Linked DNA regions of Homo sapiens: region 2 is linked to region 1. A link is a loop called in an ENCODE intact Hi-C map of the cell type or tissue named here. Cell type or tissue: gastrocnemius medialis. All regions are shown on one strand. Links, peaks and the distances in the headings refer to the core of each region. The heading gives the core; the rest is flanking DNA. Region 1 holds the start of MIR3927 (microRNA 3927). Region 2 overlaps PTPN3 (protein tyrosine phosphatase non-receptor type 3).

Evidence for each region. A loop is a pair of places that touch in the nucleus more often than their neighbours do. Peaks named below come from ENCODE experiments on the same cell type or tissue, not always from the same donor. Only the 100,000 strongest peaks of a DNase experiment are listed, where the experiment ranks them.
Region 2: it touches region 1 in a loop (5-fold over the local background); 3 of 110 quality-filtered maps call a loop at or near these places.

Annotation. Positions count from the first base shown.
Region 1 is chr9:109,501,733-109,513,698 of GRCh38, forward strand. MIR3927 (microRNA 3927) reads right to left here and starts at 9,813; the gene lies at 9,743-9,813. It also overlaps a transcript of PTPN3 not described here. In gastrocnemius medialis, for the core only: a CTCF peak has its summit at 5,623 (motif pointing left); a DNase peak (open chromatin) is centred at 5,789; H3K27ac peaks cover 3,988 bases.
Region 2 is chr9:109,420,131-109,432,096 of GRCh38, forward strand. PTPN3 (protein tyrosine phosphatase non-receptor type 3) reads right to left here. Exons shown (of 26, transcript NM_002829.4): 11 at 8,491-8,554; 12 at 6,820-6,992; 13 at 2,588-2,722; 14 at 294-470. Among named protein-coding and RNA genes, the nearest start is that of PTPN3, 72 kb to the right of the region's middle. RefSeq lists an enhancer at 10,607-11,108. In gastrocnemius medialis, for the core only: no CTCF peak of the experiment used is centred there; DNase peaks (open chromatin) are centred at 3,941, 4,321 and 4,711; H3K27ac peaks cover 5,603 bases.

The sequences.
Region 1 (11,966 bases), core at 2,362-10,361:
CAGTCCCAGATCGACTGGTCCAGAGAGGACCCACATAGATTATCGTCTCTGGGCATTCACTTTGGAGGCAGGATCACAACATGATGGAACCACCTGGTCCATGGACTCCTCAGGGACTTTTCTGTGATGAAATGACAGAGAGCTGATAGTCCTGATGATGTTTGCTGAGAGAAAGCCAGGACCGTAAGAGCAGCCCTCCTCCTGCGAAGCTCAAAAATATAGTCACCTCTCTCTCTTAGTGCCAGTAGACTGTACCTGGCTGAAAGATCCAGAAACCGTGAAAAACAATAACAACAAAGAAAACAAAAGAGCATCATTTTATTGGAGAGTAAGATACGCTACAAACTGAATATACATCACAGGTAATGGACCAGATTCGTAAAAGAGGAACAAGAGATGAACATCTAAACATAGTTATTAGCAGCATTCCCAGAAGCTGCCATTGGGGCAGAAAATCAGGTGCCAGGCACTGTATGCAGGCAATTGGTTAAGGGAATTTATAGGAAGAGTTTCCTGGAAGAATCACTGAGGATTGTCATTCGCATCAAGACTTGGGAAGTCTGCCCTACTTGTACTGCTCCAGTGATTTACAAAGCAGTGCTCTGAGCTGAGATGCTAATGCTCATCAATTATTTGTGCTGTTAATGCAAGCTTATGAAGAGCCCGAGAATCCATAAATACATGGGCAAGTGGTGCTGTTAGAATGACATGAAAAGAATATGATGTAAAATACACATGGTATGGTATGTGGGAATTCAGTAGGTTGAACTATAAATTGCCAGGCAGGGTGCAGTGGCTCCCACCTGTAATCCCTGCACTGTGCGAGGCTGAGGTGGGAGGATTGCTTGAGGACAGGAGTTTGAGACCAGTCTGGGCAATGTAGTGAGACCCTGTCTCTACAAATAAGAAAAAAATTAGCTGGATGTGGTGGCACCCATGTGTGGTCCCAGCTACTTGGGAGACTGAGGTGGGAGGATCACTTGAGTCAGGGCGGTTGAGGCTGCAGTGAGTCCTAGTTGTGCCACTGCACTCCAACCTGGACAACAGCAAGACTCTGTCTCAAATAAATAAATATGAAATTGCCATTTTATGGGTCAAAATGGTTGAACATCGGTAACTTCCTGTATTTCAATTTAATGCATACACATAGAACAAAAACTAGAAAAACTGCACCAAAATATTATTGGTGGTGTGTCTGACTATTGCATTTATGTGCAGAGAGGCAGGCTACAGAAGTTATCTTTTACAAATTAGGAGAATTTCAAGTCTTTGGGTGTCTATTTTTTGTATGTCTTTATAGTTCTCTAAATCTTATGTATGTTTCTTTCATAATCTGGAAAAATGAAACAAATTCAAAAGTTGGCAAGCTAAAGAAAATGATGTAAAGAGAGGGAAAATGACTACTCCAGAATTGCTCAAAAAAAAGTGAGAGGCTCCTTTCATGGAGGGTGAAGCCCACCCTGCCTACCGACAAAGAGTCACCAGGCATGGTGAATGACAGCAAGATGTTTATTTCTGGCTCAGGAGCGAGAAGGTGGTCAGCCAGGAGCATGCTAGAGAAGCGTTAGTCAAATTCAGGACACTTCATCCCCTGAGCCTGTGTTCTAAGGCTCCTGGACTCGATGAATCTCACTTTGAGAAACACAAACATTTCAGCCTAATGTTTTATCCATTGAAAAATGTCTTTCTCGGCTGGGCAAGGTGGCTCATGCTTGTAATCCCAGCACTTTGGGAGTCCGAAGCAGGCAGATCACCTGAGGTCAGGAGTTTGAGAACAGCCTGGACAGCATAGTGAAACCCTGTCTCTACTTAAAAAAAATACAAAAATTAGCCAGGTGTGGTGGCACATGCCTGTAATCCCAGCCACTTGGGAGGCTGAGGCAGGAGAATCGCTGGAACCCTGGAGGCAGAGGTTGCAGTGAGCCAAGATTGCACCACTAACTGCGCTCCAGCCTGGGCAACAGAGTGAGACTCCATCTCAAAAAAAAAAAAAAGTCTTTCCTCTGCAAATTATCACTGTAAAAGAGGGATTTTGTCTGTAAAACTGATAAATTTGAGTACAAGAGCAGTGATGAAGGGATTGTTGTCAATTAGACATTGGTAGATTCATTCATTAAATATTTATTATATACCCTACTATGTATCAGGCACTACTCTAAGTGCTTGGGAGACATCTGTGAACAAAACAAAAATATCCCTGCTCTCATGGAGCATACGGTCTAATAGAGCAAGGTACAAGGAACAATAAACATCATAAATAAATGAATTGTAAAAAGAGCAGGGTAAGTATAGTAGGGAGAGGGATGGGGGCAGAGAGTTGTAATTTTAAATAGGATTGAGAAACGTAATCTCTTAAGCAAACACTTAAGCAAAGACCTGAAGGAGATGAGAGTGTTATTCTTGCGGGTATCTGGGGGAAGAATCTTCTGGTCAGAGAGAATAGGATGGGTGATACCAAGGCCCTTGAGGGAGCCTCTCTAGATTAAAGAAGCTGGTGAGCAAGGGAGAAAGCTGCAGGAGATGGAGTCAGAGAGGTATCAGGCACCAGACCCGTAGGGCCCTCCCTTCATCCTCTAGTCCCAAGAAGGACAGCCTTTCAGTCTCAGCTGGACAGGGAGCCAAGCCAACCTCATGGCTGCCAGATGTGCTTGTCAGCTCATCAAAAAGTAAATTCTTTCCCTTGGGGTGGTCAGTTGATGCCAGTTTGGTGGTAAACACAGATTCAAATAAGGGAACCAAAATTATATAGCAGCCCTCCGCTATAAGGGGGTCAGCCAGACAGTCCAGATTATGCATATATTTTTAATATTATCATAGAGATGGAAAGATGACATTAAACAATAAACTCAGATGATTCCCAGACCTTCAAGGACACTTGTGGGAACCCTCAAGGATGGAGGGAGTTTGAAAAACACTCTTTGGGTGTCCACACTGTAAAACTGACAGAGGACCATACTGTAATGGACCTGTGAACCACCATGTGGATTTGCTACCACATGGGAAAACAGAAACGTAAGTGTAGGGACTTTAAGATCCTTCTCTGGAAACTCAGATCATTGAGGATGCTTCCATCAACAGAAGCTGAGACGATGAGACATGCAGAGAGTGGAAGATGGCGTCCTGAACTGCAGCTGACCGAAACAATCGCCTTCCCTGAAAGGGGTGGTGTCATCTTACAAAACCCAGGGAAAATGGGTTTGTCAGAAGTCTCTCAACCACAGCCTCAAAGTTCATATACTGAAAACAAAGAGAGAGGAAAACACCTAGGTAATGTAGAATAGTCATACAGTGGTCATGGCTTTGAAAAACCAGCAGTGATGAAGGAAATACTCAGTAATCCCTAATAGAGGATTCTAGGGAGGAGAGTCAGTAATAATAGTGAAGGCAGTGTTTCTGGAAGTGTGATCCAGGAGCCATGTAGATCACAGCCACCAGGTCACCATGGGGGAAGAAGTCTGTGTGGAAAACCAGACTCCTGACCTGAGCCATGAACCTTCTGAATCTCTGGGTGTGGCACCCAAGAACCTGCATTTTATAATTTACTATAGTAATTATTTTGGTATAGAGTCTTGCTCTGTCACCCAGACTGGAGTATAGTGATGTGTCCATGGTTCACTGCAGCTTCCACTTCCTGGGCTCAAGTGATCTTCCTGCCTCAGCCTCTGGAGTAGCTGGGACTAGAGGCGCATGCCACCACACCTGGCTAATTTTTTTTGTTTGTGTCTTTGTTTAGATGAGGTCTTGCTATTTTGGCCAGGCTGGTCTCAAACTCCTGGGCTCAAACAATCCTACTGCCTTGGCCTCCCAAAGTGTTGGGATTACAGGCGTGAGCCACTGCACCCAGCCTATAAGAATCTTTTGTACACCAAAGTTTTATTAACTTCTGTCCTATGACCTCCAATATACGTACACCAAGAACATAGTCTGAGTAATAAACTAAAGGATGGGAAATTTTACTAATGGTCTTCTAGGTATTACTGATGCTTGGATGGATGGAACTGAGGATCAGAACATCAACTTCTTTTTTTTTTTTTTGAGACAGAATCTCGCTCTGTGGCCCAGGCTTGAGTGCAGTGGCGTGATCTCGGCTCACTGCAAGCTCTGCCTCCCGGGTTCATGCCATTCTTCTGCCTCAGCCTCCCGAGTAGCTGGGACTACAGGAGCCTGCCGCTATGCCCGGCTAATTTTTTGTATTTTTTTAGTAGAGACAGGGTTTCACCGTGTTAGCCAGGATGGTCTCGATCTCCTGACCTCGTGATCCGCCTGCCTCAGCCTCCCAAAGTGCTGGGATTACAGGCATGAGCCACTGCGCCCGGCCCAGAACATCAGCTTCTTAAAGGAGGTGCCCATAGAAAGGGGTAGAAGGAGAGGGGAAGAAGAGATGAAGAAAGGGCATGCCCCAACCACATATACGGACCCTCAGCTCTCAGGCTCTCTGCTCTTGACCTTGGGTCTCTGATGTCATCCACCATGCTCTCCTGGGACCAGAAGCAAGCTAACCATGTGACTGGAAAGGCAGCAGTAATAGGGATAGTAGTGGTGATGTTTGCTAAGAGCAGTGGACCTTAAAATAAACACATCAAAGTATGCAGGATACACACAAAACTGAAACTGGAAAGGTCATCCCCTCCCGAAGAGGAACTGTATGAGTGGGGCAGAGGAGGGATGGAAGTTTACATAAACCTTTTTGTACCTTCTGAATTTTCTTCCTTTATTTTTCTTTCTTTCATTTCTCTCCCCTTCCTTCCTTCTTTCCTACCTACCTTCTTTCCTTCCTTCCTTCTTTCCTTCCTTCCTCCCTCCCTCCTTTCCTCCCTTCCTCCCTCCTTTCCTTCCTTCCTTCCTCTCTCTCTCTTTCTTTTCTTTCTTTCTTTCTTTTTTTTTTTTTGCGACAGGGTCTATCTCTGTCACCCAGGCAGGAGTGCAGAGGTACATTCTCAGCTCACTGTGGCTTCAACCTCCCAGGCTTAAGCAATCCTCCCACCCCAGCCTTCCAAGTAGCTGGGACTACAGGTGCATGCCACAAGACTTGGCTGATTTTTGTATTTTTGGTAGAGATGGGGTTTTGCCTTTTTGCCCAGGCTGGTGTCAAACTCCTGAGCTCAGGCATTCCTCCCGTCTTGGCTTCCCAAAGTGCTGGGATTATAGGCATGAGCCACAGTGCCCAGTCTGAATTTTCTACCATGTGATGTATAACCTATTTTAAATAAAAACATTCTCATTTGGAAAAAAGTAATGAAGCATGCCTAATATTTTTTCAGAATTGTTTTGTTTTCCATCTTGGCTGCCTCCAAATTTTGCTGACCAAGTGCAAAGCCCAGGTTTCTTAACAAGCCAAGGCTCTACGACCAGGGCACAACAATCCATACCTTGCTTGAAGGAAACAGCTGGAGGTCAAGAACTCTCACTACTACTGGAAATTCATGTGGCTGAGGGATGGAACAGAAGAGAGCTTTTGGATAAGGATAAAAGAAAAGGAAAAATGGTTTTGGTGACCCAGGGATCAGGAATGATGCCTCCCTGATACAGGTGGTAACAGAATGGCCAGAGAAGTGAGATGGAGAATTCCAACTGGTCAGCCCTCTGCTGGAAGTCACATCCATGAAAAGACAGTTATCTGAAAACCTATTCTTGCTTGGCTTACCATTTCATTGCCGAGAAACTGGAAACCTGTCCTGGGCCCAGGAGAACACTGTGCTCCGAATTCCTGGTGACATTTTAAGAACGGGGGATGCTATTCAGCCTGCCCAGTGATCTGGTGCTTCTAGTGTTGCACGGATGACACACCACAGGATTTCCTCAACTGCGCCCTGGCGTCCTGCTAGGATGTCTTTCTCATTTTTTCCATGGTACACACAGTCATTGCATCACAGTCCAAACGGACTGTCCAGCGATGCCTTTGTAAACATGAGTCACATGTGAAGTTAAAGGAATCTGTGTTCAGCCAGGGACAGCAGAGTTCCTAAGGCACATCGTCTTCACATAAGGGGTGCAGATTGATAAGGGTCATAGGACTTCCTGCTGAGATGCCCAAGCAGTGCTCCGGGACTCACTTTATGCAGCAGCCACTGAGGCCTCCATCCATAACACTCTTCTTCATCCCTATGAAGTTCTCCAGCTATCATATCAGAAAACATTACTATTTCCCCATTTTTCACCTTCTTGGGTGTCTCTCAGTTGGGTCCTGAATGTCACCCCCTGTCCAGCCTTGGTCATCCCAGCCCAAGCACAGGCACAAACCTCTTTCTTGCTTCCCCTTGAAAAATGAAGGTCACCTATATCAACCTCCCGAAACAACACATTCGACTGTCTCTGCCTGTTGAAATCCTGGTTAAGGTCCATCTCAGAAACTGCCTCTTCCCCGATTATCTCCACTGGCTATGAGCTCTCTAATCCCTGCACCAGAGAGTATTTGATCTGTTTCTCTCTCTCTTTTTTTTTTTTTTGAGATGGCGTTTCGCTCTGTCACCCAGGCTGGAGTGCAGCGGCGCGATCTTGGCTCACTGCAAGCTCTGCCTCCCGGGTTCATGCCATTCTCCTGCCTCAGCGTCCCAAGTAGCTGGGACTACAGGCGCCTGCCACTATGCCTGGCTAATTTTTTGTATTTTTAGTAGAGATGGGGTTTCACCGTGTTAGCCAGGATGGTCTCAATCTCCTGACCTTGTGATCTGCCTGCCTCGGCCTCCCAAAGTGCTGGGATTACAGGCTTGAGCCACCGCGCCTGGCCTGTTCTGTTTTCTTTTATGCTTCTCATCACATTTTGACTTGCATTGAGTTATCAATGTGTGTGCCCCTTTCAGAAAGATCTTCCTGAAGCCATTTAGGCTGTGACTATTATGTCTAAGCAAGATATGTGAAGGGCTATGTGCCCCTTACAAAAAAATTGCTTGCTTTTCTGCAGTGAGCAAGAAGGGTGATGTTGTATCTAAAGGTTCTTTGTCAAAGTCCTTCCAGAATTTTTCTTGCTAGCTTAATAATCAATCAGTAGATAGAAAAGAGATATAGATAGATGTAGAAAGATGTGTCCAGCAGTGTCCCAAATAAGGTATAACTAATCTGTGATTGGATATCACTGTGCACTCTAAATTTCTTGCCTATGTGTAACAAGTAAGTCAGGATGTCCCCCCCCCACCCACCAACCTCCACACCCAAGAGTCATCTAGTTGTGTTAGAAGGTCTGCAGGTGGGCAGTGGCTCATGCCTGTAATCCCAGTGCTTTGGGAGGTCGAGGTGGGAGGATTGCTTGAGGCCAGGAGTTTGAGACTAGCCTGGGTAACATAGTGAGACCCCATCTCTATTTATTTTTAAAGGAAGATCTACAGGTGAAGGGCACATTCTTTTGTTGTCCACCTGTATTGCTGAGTGAGCTAATTCCAAACCAGCTCTGGGGCCTATGACCTCCATATTTGAGCAGAAGAATTAAAAAGTCTGTAAAATCCCTCATTGAAATTATCAGGAAATAAAGGGAAGCTAAAACCCTCTTAGTGTCTCATGGTTTTGATTTCATTGCAATCTAGAATTGTATATAGTGCAGTATCAATCATGGGAAGCTGCCCCAGTGTTGTCAGCCTCTGTGACAGTATTTTATTCTCACACTGTAGGGTAAATGCATTGAGGCAACCTTCATATTTCTCTCAATCCTGCGCAATCTGCAGTAACCAGCTTTCTTTGATTACCTAGATAGGCTCAGGGGCCTCTCCCTCTGCATTATCTACTAGATTCTCACTTTAACACATTATATACAGTTGTTTAAGTCTGCTACTCCAACTGTTAACTGTCTAACATCTTTTCTTATGCTGGGCTCCTGGATAGAATCTAGCACTTACTGAGAGTGTGATGAGTGAGTGAATTAGTTGACATTGGGTTGCCTTATTGATATGCCCGTCAGGCCAAGTTCCTTGACTTACTAAGGCCAGTGTATTATTTTCCATTACATTTAGTTCAGTGATATTTTAAAAATGTGCATAATACTAGCACATATTCAAATGCCAATTCACATGAGGGAATAATTTCCCAACAGTGTTATCTAGCTTCTTCTCAAGTTCCCTGGGTGGAGGTCAGTCTTTGTAGTTGATGTTGGGTTCCTGACCCAAACACAGCTTGTGCCAGTTATGGAAAGGAAAAAAAAAAAGGGCAGTTTTCCATGGTTTGGATAAAGAGGTGACCGTGGGAACATGTACAGCTCTGTCTGTAGTTCTGGTAAAGTCACTGAAAACGTAACCCAGCCCGGCTCTCTTTTGTACCCACAAGGAAATGGGGATAGACAAGGCCTGTCAAACAAGAGGAAATGGAGCAAAAGGAAATAGACCCATTCTGCAAAGCCATATGGCATATGCAGCAGAGGGAAGTGTTGGTCCCATTCAGGAGGGAAAATATCTCTTTAGCTATTTATTAGGAAACATTGAAGTAATCTTAAAAACTGTGCTATATAAAGAAAAGATATGAACCCCATCTATTCAATGGAAAAATCCAAATGCAGATAAAGGCTTATGAACAGAAATGAGTCATTATAGCACTGCTGATAATTGCCAAAAAATATGTAACAGCTGGGCGTGGTGGCTCACACTTGTAATCCTAGCACTTTGGGAGGCCAAGGCGGGCAGATCACCTGAGGTCGGGAATTCGAGACCAGCCTGACCAACATGGAGAAACCCTGTCTCTACTAAAACTACAAAATTAGCCAGGTGTGGTGGTGCATGCCTGTAATTCCAGCTACTCAGGAGGCTGAGGCAGGAGAATCCCTTGAACCCCGGAGGCAGAGGTTGCATTGAGCCGAGATTGCGCCATTGCACTCCAGCCTGGGCAACAAGAGCGAAACTTTGTCTTAAAAAAAAAAAAAAAAAAATATATATATATATATATATATATATATATATGAAACAAGCAACTGTATGATTATGAAATAGTATGTCTCACTGATTGTTATATAACTCAAAATTATTTTACGAGGAGATTGTAATCACGTGGGAAAATGCTAGCACTAGTGATAATGCTAGTGATTCAACTCCTGTTGAATCACTGCATTATTTTAAGATAGTGGTTCTCAAACTCCAGCATTCAAAGAGTGTAAGACAGAAAGCTGTATTGCTGGCCTAATTCTGTAAAGAAGAACACATTTATGAGCAAAAATGTGAAAGCAAATGTGCTAAAAGGTTTTTCTAGATAATGCTATGACTAGTGATTTTAATTTTCGTTTTTGTATTTTTAAAACTTCTACAACATATATGTGTTATTCCAAAAATCAAAAAGAAACATTAAAAAAATCCATGTAATCAATATCAAACACAAAACTTTAACTTTGCTCCCAGCAACAAATACATAAAATATTTAGGGGCATATTTTTATATCAAGGTGATTAAAGCACTGACCATGGGAATTTTATGACTATCCTATGGGAGGTTCAGCCATGGTGCTTAAGATACCCCTAGTGTCCTTCTCATCTCCTTTACACCAGCTCTGCTTGCAATCCTGCTGAGTCCTAAAATCCCCATGAGTAGGGGTGACTGTGAGCCATGGACGTGCTTAGCAAGACCAATTGGATTCCTTCACCTAGGAGTTTAAACTAGAGAACAGTGGGGAAGTGAGAAGATACACAAAGAGATGCCAGGTTCAAGGGGCAGCCACAGTAACTTTGACAGAATGCAGTGATCCCCAAAGAAGTGACTCTCTGGTGTCTACACTCCTGTGAATTCCCCTTTCATGCTGAGGCTGAGCATGGCCATAGGACTTCGTTTTGCCAGTGTGCCAATGCCTATCAAATATCTACCTGCCATGTTTGTCATAGGACAGGCAGATATGTGATAGGCATTGGCATATTGGGGTTGGCCCTCTTGGAAACCTGAAACCACCATGCCCTAAGAAGCCTGAGATGAACAACTTCATGGAGAGGGGCCCAGCCAGGCCAGGTTTATCTCAGTCGAACCCAGAGCAGACCTGTAGGAGAATCAACCAGCCAACACATTGCATCATGAGGACGGGAAAAATCATTGTCATTTTCAGCCACTAAGTTTTAGCAGTGTTTTGTTACCAGCAATGGATAACTGAGGCAGTCCCAATAGGAACTTTGGTTGAATCCCTGTATTATTTTAAGATAGTGGTTCTCAAACTCCAGCATTCAAAGAGCTGGGTCAAAATTCAAGTGTCTTTAGGGGAGAGACATTGTTGGCCTCATTTGCCTTTATATCCCAGTTCCTGGAATGGTGTTTATCACATACCTAGACCTGAAGAAATATTTGTAAATAAATGAACAAATGGATCTTGGGAGTTTGTTTAAAATATGCCCACCTCTGGAGATTTCTAATTTGGTAGGTCTAATTTGGTAGGGCGAGGTCCAGGAAACTGCATCTGAGTGATGCTGAGACAGGTGGCTTGCAGACCACATTTTTATCATCAGGGCCTCAAATTATCCTTGCAACCAAAAGAGGCAATTGACCAATCTTCCACCTGGCCGTGCATCAGAATTACCTGAGGAGCTTTTTAACGATATTCCTTCCAGATTCTCACCCCTGACCTACCAAATCTGAAAACCTCTGGAGGGGGAGACTCACACTCTACATTATTAAGAAGCTCCTGGGTGCAGCTGGTGCAGCTGGTCCACAGATTGGAGGGCATTTTTGCTGGCCTAACCAACACAAGTCTCCAAAAGCCATCTGGCAGCCAAACACACTTTTCTCACTCCTGAGAAGAACACACACCTACTCAGTTAAACATTATCACACTAATCTTTAAAGCTTTTTAAAAGACAGCTTTCATTTTTACGTCAAGAAATGTTTGTTAGGGACTCCTAAATCTCAGTGTCTCATCTGTCAAACAAAATTTGGTAACACCTGCTTCCTGAATGCCATGAAGACTACATGAGGTAAGGTGTGTGACCACACATTGAAACCGGAAACACCAAGCACAGGATTTTTAAGACTTTAATCATAAGTATGACATAAAGGAGATTAAAATTGTTTATCTATTTTTAGGTAATTATTCAGGGTTCTTTAGGAGGTACCTTGTTCCTCCTTAATCAGGGAGAGACAGGCCTTTGGGACCTCCTACACAAAATGTTTCAGAGAAGGGAAACCGTGGACACATTTCTTATTCCTGCACATGGTGTTTAAAGCACTGTGTGCTCTGAACCCTGCATTACCTTGTTCTTTCCTTCCCCTGGTCCTTTTCCCTCCCTCCTCCTGCCCCTAAGTGTCAGCCCTTCCAAAACACTAATGCAGTAGGCTGGTTCACATCTTTGACTAGCCCTGGCTCAAGCTGTGTATTATATCTGAAATGTTCTTAATTCATTAATTATTATTGAAACAGGGTCTCACTCTGTTGCCCAGACTGGGGTGCAGTGGCACAAACACGGCTCACTGCAGCCTCAACCTCCTGGGTCTAAGCAATTCTCCCACCTCAGACTCCTGAGTAGCTGGGACTACAGGTATGTGTACCACATCTGGCTAATTTATCTTAAATTTCTTTTTTTTTTAGTAGAGACAAAGTCCTGCTGTGTTTCCCAGGCTGGTCTCAAACTCCTGGCCTCAAATGATCCTCCTGCCTTGGCCTCCCAAAGTGCTGGGATTACTGGCATGAGCCACCACATCCGGCGTGGAATGTTCTTTCTTGTCCATCCCATCCACTTAGAACTCTCCAGAGTCTTTGATGTCTGTTGCTATCTCCCACCCTCTGGTCAGATGAAATTGACTAGCCCCTGTTACGAGCTCCCCTAGACATTTATCCTGTTCCCCCCCAGAACACCTGGTTGCACTTACCTAAGTACATAACCTTTCCTTCCTCACTGAGTCCAAGCTCTTTGAGGGCAGGGGCTTTTCCTTACTCATCCCCAGGTCTCTAATCCTTAGTGTGCCTAACCCAGAGAATGGACTAGTAAATACTTGTTAACTGAGTGTATGAAAGTTAGGGGTTGTCTTTGGTGGGTTTAAACTTCTGAAAAAAGAAAGCTGTTTACTCCTGGACATAGTCATGTG
Region 2 (11,966 bases), core at 1,666-9,665, 82 kb before region 1:
TTTGCTTGTGAGCTGGAGAGGAGACTAATTCAAGAGACTAACAAGTACTTAGTGACTAGGAAGTCTTTGTCGTGGACAAAAAGAAGTACAAGCTCTAGACCCCAGGCACATAGACCGTCTTCCGGGTGAAAAGGTAGAGTCTGATTTATGTTCTTATCCTGGCAGAAGGCACCTGTGGGAGCTGGCTGCAGGCACCAGCTCTTGGTTCCTCTCAAATGGCAACCTGGACCTGAGCAAATTCCGCAACAGCCAAAAAGCAAATACCCAGAAATAAAACAACACGAGTTTCTTACTCTTGGTGCGGGCTTCGGTTCTGAGAAACTTCAGAATCGCTGTCTTGAGGGGCCAGAGAGCCCTTGTACGTGTAAAATACATCTTCCGTTTCCGTGATGTAGGTCATTTCATTTGCAAGGTTATCTGCAGAAGAGTGGCGTGGCTTTCGGATTTCGTGCCGGAGCCGAGGACTTCGCCTGGGTGGGAAAAACGTTGAGTGCAAAGTGTTCAAAGCAAATTCCACTTAAAAATTTTATTAGACACCAGTGAACCTCGTGTCCTGACCTTTCTAAGGATGCCTTCCTTGGCGGAGGCTGACATTCAGAGCCGGTTAACTCATTACTACCCCAGCAGAAGGCACCAAGGGTGACACAAATCCCTAACACTCTCAGTCAAGTGGTGGCTCCCAAAACAGTAGCCTCAGCTGTATAAACAGGCAGAATTAGATGGGTTTATGCCCTTTGGGAAGTGACGGGTATTGACTTAAGGGTAAGTTATTCTTCCAGGAGGACTCAAGCTCTCAAAACATAAATAGGCCATATGGACTGCTATTCAGATAATTTTTCTGATTAATTTGAACAATGCAAACAAAAGGGTTAGAAGCCAAACTACATTTCTCAGCAAAACTCCAACCTTATTTCAACGACATCCCTTCATGTGAATTTCACTTGATCCAAGAGAAAATGTTTGCTTTTTAAGATATATCCCTTATTAAACACGTTTATATGCATTAGATGGGCATATAAACACTGGACTGTCCTCCAACAGTGGCAGTAGGCATGTGACCTTGGGCAAGGCACGTCACCTCTCTGGGCCTCGGCTGTACTTACCTGCTCCTGAGAATGAATCCAATGAGGCCGTGTTCTCAGGGCATCCAGTGTGGCACCTGGGCGTCAGCTCCTGCAGCGGGGGATCCCAAGCTGCCAAGCTTTCTAAGTTCTATTTTCCCTCACAGTTTTTCCATCTTCCCTTTCTTTGTTAGCCATTTCTCCTCAGGACTGTCAGGGCCTCCATGATTTGCAATCCCCCTGGGCCTGGATAATCAATAATGCTGTGTCCAAAGCAGAAGTAAAAAGGCTCTTGTGACTCCTCAGGAGAGGACCTATAAATAGCCACAGGAGCTCCGGGCCACGAGTGTGGCAACATCCAACCCCGCTGTTCCCCTGGATCCAGTCCTGGGCTCTCTGGGCCCCTGGCATTGCTGCCGATGAGATTTTCAGATAAATTAAGCTGCTGTGTTATAGCATAAATTTACCTCTTTAGAATGAGGTATCTAAATGTTGGAAACCAAGAAGCAAATCTATTCAGTTACGTCATGATTTCTAACACTAAATACTATCACTGTCCCTTCCCAGAGCATTAGGCCCCCAGTGAAGGGGTCCTTCCCTAGCAGGCCCAGCACAGCATCTCCTCTGTCTGCCTGTCTCCCAGTTTCTCTTAGGCTTAGCAGATCCTGGATCAGGTATTTACAGCCACGCACTCTTACTCCAGTGTGGAGCTGGGGGCAATGATTCCCTGCTAGGTTTCCCCTCTGGCCCCTAGCCTTTTTGGAGGTATTCACAAAAATGGTGTGATGTCTTTGAGGACCATTATAATAAGATAATGATAATTCCACCTGACTCTTTTAAAAGCTTACTACGTACTTGTACATTATTATTTCATTTGCGGTAGTTTTTATCATCTTTTTAGATATGGGGAAACTGAGGCTACAGAGGTAAAGAAACTTGTTAATTAACAGAAGGGCCAAAACCTGAGTTTAGGTCTTTCTGCTACAAACCCAGTGCCCTTCTCACTTTACCAAACGACCACCTATTTCTTTTTAAGCTGAGTCCATCCTCTTAAGTTGGCCTGCTACTTACTGATGTGCATTTGCTTCTGCTGCTGAAGGTCATACATCCTTACATCATTTACATCACGTACCTGCGTTAGTTTTCCCTAAAGTTTATTTTGTGGGATATTAATGGAAAACATGAATTAAGTAAAGCTAACCGTACTTTTTTATTATTGGACGTCTCAGAGTGTTTAATATGCTAATGTGTGCTGTGATTCCAAAGGAGGCCTTTCAGCAGGCTCGAGTTTCCCAAACTATTTAGATTGAATAAGTTTTTTTAAAAAGAGCATCTCAGCATTATACACGATGGAAAACATTTAGCTAGACTTGTGTACTTCATGAAAACAGTTACTTCTGCCAAGAGCCTAAAATGCAAATTGTAGGTCATCTATCTTTAGGAGTTTATAAGTTGAGTTTTTATTTTTAAAAGAGATAAAGTGTCTACTGTTGGGTAGTACAAAAAAAAAAAAAAGGAGGACATACCAGTTGGGAGTAATGGGAGGGGAACGAGAAGGCAGACTCTTGGTTTCTAAGTGCTCCACTGATAAGGATCTCCGCATGGCTGGGTTCCACACCATCCCGCCAATCACCTTTTTGCAATATTGGTTATTTACCGACCTGAAAAACCAGATGCAGGTTCACTTTCTACACTGACGTTCAACAGGAAAGAAATTACTGCATGTGTGAAACAGTCTACACATGCTTCTTGTCTGAAGGACGGCAGGTTAATGCCAAGGTTATGGGGAGTAGAGGGAGACAGCTCAAAAGCGATTCCTGTCTGTCCTGGAATTTCCTTATGTGATTTCTTCTCTTCGGGTGAAAATCCTTTCTTGTCCTCACTACTCAAGCAACAAAGCTGTTTCCAGAATATAACCAAACCTAACCAGATTAGAAGGAATTCCAGGATCACACAGAAATACAGCTCCAGTGATTTCAAGGAATTCTTATTTTATTCACACTGGCCTAAGTAAAAATATTAACCATTTTTTCAGGTGCTCTTCATCATCCTAGCTGGCAGGAGCTGTCACTATAAATCACTGGTAAATCTTTGAGAGAGAATCTGAAAATGCGCTTAGAAAGTAGTTTCAAACTGGGCACAGTGGCTCATGCCTGCAATCCCAGCATTTTGGGAGGCTGAGGCGGGTGGATCACTTGAGGTCAGGAGTTCAAGACCAGCCTGGCCAACATGGCAAAACCCTACCTCTACTAAAAATACAAAAAATTAGCCAGGTATAGTGGCGCATGCCTATAATTCCAGCTACTTGGGAGGCTGAGGCATGAGAACCCCCTGAATCCCCGAGACAGAGGTTGCAGCGAGCCAAGATCGCACCACTGCACTCCAGTCTGGGGAACACAGTAAGACTCTGTCTCCAAAAACAAAAAATTATACAGAGTTTCAGGCTACGTTCTTTGAAATGTGCTACCCTGAAGGTTACTTTTGAATTTTATTTATACCTAGAGAATTTAAATCTTAGCTATCTAGACCCCTCAGAGAATGAATTATTTGAGAGAATAGAGCATGAAGCCTGTCACCCTGTTAAAGGGTGACAACTTTGGTTCTGGCATCTCTAAATTTTAAACTAGGATTTAATGTCTTATGAAAACATTCTACACATTTCCTTGTGACATGACATCAACCAACCAACAAAAACAAAACAGAACAAAGAACAAACAAAAGAACATAAACAATATGAATCGCCCTGTAGCACATCATGTACTAATTCACATTAAGAAATGCTGTTGTCACCCTGATCAAAATGCTCACAACAGCATCACTGGGAGACTCTTTCCTCTGAGGCAGGCCTACATCAGAAACCACACTGCCAGTGATGAAGAGCACAGGATCAAAACAAGGGGAGCAAACTGCCCAACTCCAAGGTTTAATGTGTCATGGGTTATTAATAGGGACTCTCTGAAAAAAAAGTGTTCCATTGTCCCATAAGCTTGGAAAATAACCCAACAAATTTCTTTTTATGTGGAACCTTTCAGAAGGCCCAATAAGCAGATGTGTATCTGTATCTCTAGGGGCTGGGCAAGTCATGTGACCCTTCTAAGCCTCAGTGTCCTCATCTGTAAAATGGAGGTAATGAGACTTGAAATTCACCAGTATGCTGAAGCTGGCACAGGTAGTAAAAGAACTGCTGACTTGTCCTCCCAAGCCATCCTCCCAACCCAAATGATCCCCTGTGGCAGATTAAAGATGACTGCAAGTTCTTTGAGTCTTGCATCTGGGTTGGCTTGTGACTGCTTTCAGCAACAGAGTCGCTGTGCCAGTGCCAGGTCTCACCCTTAAGAAGGCTGAACGGTTCTGCCTTTCGCTCCTGGAACCCTGAGTGTCCATGTAAGAAATTCAACCACCCTCCTGGAGTATCCAGATGGGGATGCTAAGGAGTCCAGGTGAGTCCAGCCTTCCAACCATTCCATCAAGACACCAGGTATGCAAGAGAAGTTATCTTGGATCCTCTGGCCACATTCACTGAGAAATCCCTATCTACACCACACAGAGCAGAAGAGGCCTCTGGCCAAGCCCTTCTAGGATTCCTGACTCACAAAGTCATGAGATATAACAGAATGGGTGTTGCTTTCAGTCACCAAAATAGGGGTATTTTCTTGTGCCACAATACAAGACCAGAACCCAGCCCTGCTGGCATTGGATGCATGCAGATGACAAAGCTTTGCAGATGAAGAAATAGAAGCAACAAATTAAAGCTCAAGTGACAGAGGCAGGATTTGAACCCAGGCAGCTCAGCAACAGAGGGCATGGTTTCAGTTGCCTCCCCATTCCTTCTCTCATCTGGCCTGAGGATCAGGCCCAACCTAAGTCAATGATATAATCCAGTAAGTTATTTTCATGGCTTGCTCAACAGTAGATCTACTGAATGTATACAAATACTAAACAGTATTATAAGAGCTAAAAACTTAATATATTCACTCTTGGTTCATCAGAAGCTGAGAGATAGCATTTAGCACCACAAATAGTATCACTGATACTAACAGAAATTAGCTACTTATTCAGTTTACAAGTTCCCTAATGATTATCAATGTATTAGGAAAGTAACTGGAACAGTCTGATGCAGTTCCACCTATCAGAAAGATAATGGCTCAGACACGGGTCTCATTTAGTTAGTAATAGCCACATCAACAACAAATCACGAAAACAATTTTGAAAAACCAACAAATGATTTAGAAAATATGGCCTGGCACGGTGGCTCATGCCTGTAACCCCAACACTTTGGGAGGCCGAGGCAGGCAGATCACCTGAGGTCAGGAGTTCGAGAGCAGCCTGCCCAATGTGGTGAAACCCTGTCTCTACTAAAAATGCAAAAATCAGCTGGGCGTGGTGGTGGGCACCTGTAATCCCAGCTACTTGGGAGGCTGAGGTAGGAGAATTACTTGAACCCAGGAGACAGAGGTTGCAGTGAGCCGAGATCACTCTAGCCTGGGCGACAGAGTGAGACTTCGTCTCAAAACAAAACAAAACAAAAAAGAGAGAATAGGCTGGGCACGGTGGCTCATGCCTGTAATCCCAGAACTTTGGGAGGCCAAGGTGGGTGGATCACCTGAGGTCAGGAATTCGAGACCAGGCTGGCCAACCATGGTGAAACCCTGTCTCTACTAAAAATACAAAAATTAGCCAGGCGTGGTGGTGTGCTCCTGTAATCCTAGCTACTCGGGAGGCTGAGGCAAGAGAATCGATTGAACCTGGGAGGCGGAGGTTGCAGTGAGCCAAGATGGCACCACTACACTCCAGGCTGGGTGACAGAGTAAGACTCCATCTCAAAAAAAAAAAAAAAAGAAAAGAAAGAAAGAAAAAAGAAATTATAAGAATAAATTGACAATTTATGCTACCTCTTATACTTAGAGGGTAGTCTTAGAACAAAGAAAACAAAAATACAAACTGCATGGTTATTTCATTTAGAGAATAAATTTATCTTAATTAGAATTTTAAAATGTATATACGAATTATATATATCAATGTACATCCATTTCTTTTACTGTACATCATTTTATTTAGAGAATAAATTTTAATCTAAATTAGAATTTAAAAATTTATATATTATATATATTTATACATAAATATATATAAATTTACATCCATTTCTTTTCCTGTACTAGTCATTAAATATTTTGAATATCATTCCTGTGGCTAATAGTACCTATCTCATAGGAGAGTTGTAAGAGTCAAATATAATTATGTGCCCAGCACAAAGTAAATGCTCAGTAATTATCAACTGTGATTACTACTGTTATTTTGTAATTATTATAGGCAATATATCCCAAAGTCACTTGACTCTGGAAATGTTTTTCTATTCCTTCATTCATTTTTATAGAGCATCTTATGGAATTAAAGTTCTGTGGGAGAGGCTGGCATAGTGGCATCAGACTGGGATAGCCCAGTATGCTGGCACCAGGAGACACACAGAACCATGGCTCCATTTCCTTTATTATGTCATGGTGCAGGGTACAGCTGCCATTCTGACTGCTTGGAAGTGCTGAGTTCAGCAGAGTTGAGGGGAGAGAAATGCTGGGAACATGAGATATCCCTTAGACACTGCTGACCCCGGGAGACTTTTAGTTATGGTTCAGAGATCCAATGCCTGGAGCCCCTGGGCTATGGGTTTCCTCCTCTGCCTAACAATGTCCTCTATTCACTGATGACCAGGATGCATTTACATCTCAGCCTAGTGTGGACACAGTCTTTACAGCACACTCACTTTTTGGTGTTCCGAGAGCCCATAGTCCAGTACTGAGACAGAACATTCTTTTCCTGAGGTAGTAGCTTCTTTGCCTGAAAGAACGTATGGTGCTCAACACAGGATTTCCACAAGTTTTTGCAAGATCGGTAATTCAGCATGTTGAAGGCCACAATATGTTCCCTGGATTCAGCCTGGGAGGAAAAACAGTCAAGATTTCACCCACACAGACATAGGAGCAGGGACTTGTAAGCATTTAACCCACATTGGTGAAATGAGGTAAGATGCAACAGACAGCAGAAAACTGGTTTCAAAATGCCGTGGCCACAAACCAGTGTACCGGAATATTCAAGAGCACGATTTGTTAACCGTCTTTATGAACATGGTAATAGAGATGACCAGAATCTATTCTTTATCATCATCTGCGCTTCTTCATGAATGCTTTTATTTCAAATCTATTTACATTTCTAGGCTGGATACATTTGGAGCAATCAGATAAAAACCGTCTGATACACTCCTTTTAAATTTTAACTCTGGGAACATCTCTCTCCTGAAGGAATACTCTTTCATCTATCAGACAACAGCAAGTTTATAACCCTTTGGGTTTTTCTCTATTTGCTTTCCACAAAGCACAGAGTTGAATCCAGTGCTCATATGTAATAATCATTTTAATCATTTGCTTTGCCTGCATTCTGCATGAGTTTAGGTTTTCTGTTTTCATGTTAAATTGCCGTCTTATACATTTTTGTGCCACCCTGAATCTTGCACTGAGGGGTCAGGAGATCCAGATTCCAGTCCTAGCTGCTCTGAGCTTTTGTGTCCTCATTCCTAAGAGTTCACGGCTCTGTGAGGCCATTTTAAGCATATATTACCTTTGAAAAATTGGGAAATTGACACAGTGACAGTAAGTGAAAATCATGCAGCATAAAAAGATAAGGGTGTAGTGCTGTGGAAAGAGCAGGTGTCTCGGATTCGTAATGATCTGGTTAAAATTCCAGCTCCCCTGACTCACTAGCTGTGGGAGCCTCAGTTTCCTCTCCTCTAAGTTCTACATCTCTGTATGGATGAGCAAATGGAGTTATCACAGTGCTATGGACTTTGCTTATGAGATATATACACCTACCAAGCCATCGTGCAGTTTCAACACATCATGGGAGGGAACTGACCTTGCTGACATTCACTGTTACTTTGTGGTGGGCTCTCTGCCAAGTGCTTTGACCAATCCTCTTTTATTTAATCTTCACAATTCCCTAAGAAGTGGGCATTATAGAATTTCTGGAAACAAGGTAACTTGGGCTAGGGAACGTTAAGTAACCTGGCTAGCTGGTAAGTGGAAGAGCCAGGATCTGAAACCACTGTCTCTGACTCCAAAGCAAGTTAATCCTCCAACCAGCTAAGCAGAATTATACAGACAATCACTGGATCCTCCAGACTCTGGCTCCACAATGGCATGCTCTTTCTTCCCTGATACATACATAGCAAACAGCCTTCAACCCTTAAAGAACTAAAAGCTGAAGTAACTTAAAAACACAAGAAATGGGGCAAAGTGGTGCATGTTTCTAGTCCCAGCTACTTGGGAGGCTGAGGCAGGAGGATCCCCTGAGCTCAGTTTGGGCAACATAGCGAGACCCTGTCTCTAACCACACACATACATATGCACGAAACAAAGCAAGCAAAGACATAACTACTCACCTGTTTCTGTCGCTGATGTATGAAGAACTTTTTCCTTTTGAAAGAAATTTTGAGAATGTTCACCCTTCAAAAAATAAAACAAAACACAAACAAAGCACATCAGGGATCGGCCAGGTTGAAGCTGATGCCTCTCAATGCATGTCCTTTACTCCATGATCCTGATGAGTGGGGGCTCTTGGCTGCCTAGAGTTTACTTCTCTGTAGAAATGATGGCAGCCCCACTGCCGCAGGCTAATACCAAGTAGCTGACTGAAGCTGAGCACTGCGTAAGGGCCACTGGATTATGATGTAGCTTTTAAATAACAAGAAACATAGGCCATGCGCTCTCTTTGCTATAAGCTGCTTTTGTGGCACTGCAGCTCTGCGTGAGCTGGTATATACATGGGGAAGACAGCTGAGAGCAGCATGGAGCAGCTGAAAGAGGACAGACCTGGTCCGAACCCCAGCTCCATTACTTAACAGCCACGTGTCAAGTAGCCTACTTAACATTTGCAAGATAACAGAATTTAGTCACCATTAACTGAACATTTTTTAGATACTAGGCTGCTACTAAGAGCTTTATAAACATCCCCTCAACGAAGCCCTGCAACAATCCTGAAAAGTACATATTGTTATACCCAGTTTTCAGATGAGGAAACTGAGGCTCAGAGACATCACCAAAGTGCTCAAGATCATTCAACTAGAAATTCCTGGAGCCAGGACCTGCACCCCGGTCTCAGCTGACTCTGAAGCCTGTGCTCCTAAGCTCTCCACTATGAAGTCTTCCCAACAGTGGTGAAAACACTGCCCTTCTCAGAGAGCGGCCTTGTGAGGATTCAAGCAGAGTAGGAATGTCAAGTCCCTACCTTGTCACACAGTAGGCCTGCAATGCTTGTTCCTTTAATTAAAAACATAACTTTTAAAATAAATTTACAGTTGACCCTTGATTAACAAAGGTTTGAACTATGTGGGGTCCACTATCTGGGGGATTCTTTTTAACCAAACATGGATGGAAAACAGTATTTGCAGGATGCGAAACCCACATATACAAAGGGCTGGCTTTTCAAATACACGAGTTTTGCGGAGCCAACTGTGTGACAAGTCTGTGTAGATTTCGGTAACTACAAGTGGTCTTGGAACCAATCCCCCAAGTACACCAAGGGCTGACTATCATTCATTTATGCAAAACTTCTGTAATCCATACAAAGGGTGCATATTTCTCTGCTGGAATCTTTACTTCTGAAATACTTTGGGGAAATGAAGGAATTTTACTATTCTCTAGGATCATACAAAGACCTTGGTAGAACATTCTAGAATGGAGAGGCTGTGTAGGTAAAACGAAACTTGAACTATTCATGGGACATCCCCCAGATGGATCAGCAATATACCTCTATTACATATTAGATATTACCTAATACACATCTATTTTCAACGATCTGTTGGTAGATGTAACTGTGAAGTAAATTTTTTGGGGTGACTACAGGTTAATAGTCTAAGGATGAGAAGAGTGTCTGGGCTCACCCCTTCTGGAGATACTCTTCCTAGTGTGTGTTACTGCTCTGCCATCTCCCTGAAGTCGGGGGAGTCTCCTCACGATTCTCCTGTGCCAACTGGCAGATGCAAAAATTCCTGTTCTGCAGAACGAGTCAGGAGAATCAACTCCCCTTTTGAGTTCTTACCTTGCCTTGTTTGGCCCATGGGTATCTGTGGACCTCTTACTCCCCCCACCCCTGGCTTCATATACAGGGGTAGGAGGGCCTGGCAGGCCTCCTGTGGTTCCTAGGGCTCCAGCTCAGCATCGCCTTCCCAGGCTGACCCCAATTTCCCCACCTGACAGCTCTCTCCCTGAGCTGTCAAATCTGATTATGCACAGACATGAACTCTTGTCGTTTCCAGGCTTGGGGCCTCAGCGGGGCTCCCTACTGCCCTTCACTCATTTATAAGAAAAAAAAAATGCACTGAGAGCCTAGGATGTACAAAGTTCTATGCCAGGCCCTGGGGACAGAGGGAAGAGGACATGGAGCCACTGCCATCCAGAGGCTTATAATCCAGTGAGGGAGACAGGAACCACATAAAGAATGATGCATGGAAGTAAATCACTGTAACTGTGAGCACTGCATGCAGGAATGCCTAGAGTCTCACAAGAGCACTAAGAACTGAGCCTATAGGCTCCTATGGCCCGTGAAGCCCTCCATGACCTGGCCCCTCTCCTGCTGCTCCTCATGCCCATGGCCAGCTCCAGCCTGGCCTGTCCCACTCCTCCTGACTCACTAGCTGGGTTCTCTCTTGTCTCTGGACCTATACACCCTGCCACTTCTCTAGAATTTTCCTTGGGCCAAAGCTCAGCTGGTGTTCAGATCCTGGTGAGTGCCTTACCCTGCATGCTTAGGGCCCTTCTTATGTCCTGCCCCTCCTGGGCACTTGCCCATGCACCTCCCTTGTCACCCTGGGGTCACCATCTGGTGCTGGTCTCCCCGCTGGTCTCTGAGGTTTACACTGGAGGCAGGGGCCAGGCCTCGACAGGAGCCATCTTGATGTTGAAGGGTGAGGGAGGCTTCAGCAGGACTGTGGGTGAGCCTGGGGGTTGGAGAGTCCCTGCAGGCTCTGCCAAAAAGGCTTCTGTTCACAAACCTGCTTCTCCTGACCAAGTCTCCCACTTCTCTCTCCTGCAGTGACCTTGTGGGACCCACATCTTCTCCACAATGTGAGGGTCCAGCCCTTGTCTGTGGGCCCTTAGGAGGTTTGGTCACAGTTAGGCTGGACCCAAGGGGCTTTAGGCCTGTGGCACCTGGAGGAAGCCCCCGGCATCTGGAGGGGCTGGGTGCAGAAAAATGAGCCGTATGCCCATTGTGCCCTCTGCTTAGCCTGATCTTAGTCCTGAGTGGGCCAGAGAGCTGCCTGGGCACGCCCCAGCCCACCAAGCAGGCTGGAGTTTCTTGCTTCCTCTGAGGGGCTTCTAAAAGAGATGAGGTGAATGAAAGATGGAGAGAAGATCCTGCTATCTGTTACACTGATTTCAGTGTCAAATTGAACAGGGCTGTCGTCACATTTTTTGGTTTTGGAAAATAGATATATTGAAACTTAACTGAACAGCGTCTATTAAGTATGTATGCTACTTAAGCGTTTTCCTACAAATACCACTTTTAGTGTTGAAACAAAAGTCCAGGCTCTGGAGCTAGACTCTGATGTGAGTTTCAACTACTCTGATTATTAGCTGTGTCACTCTGGACAGGTTCTTACTTAACTTCTTTGTACCTCTGTTTCCTCCTCCGTGAAACTGGGGATAATAACCTATATAGTGCCTATTTGGAGTTTAAAGGAGATAAATCAAAGAAAATACACAGTAATAGGACTTGGACACAGTAAGCATGCAATAAGAATTACTGCTATTAATAACGATAATTTTGTTATATATAATTATATATTTATGTGTAATATATATTATTCTATTATATAATATAGGGTATATTATATAACAATAGAGTATTATATTACTA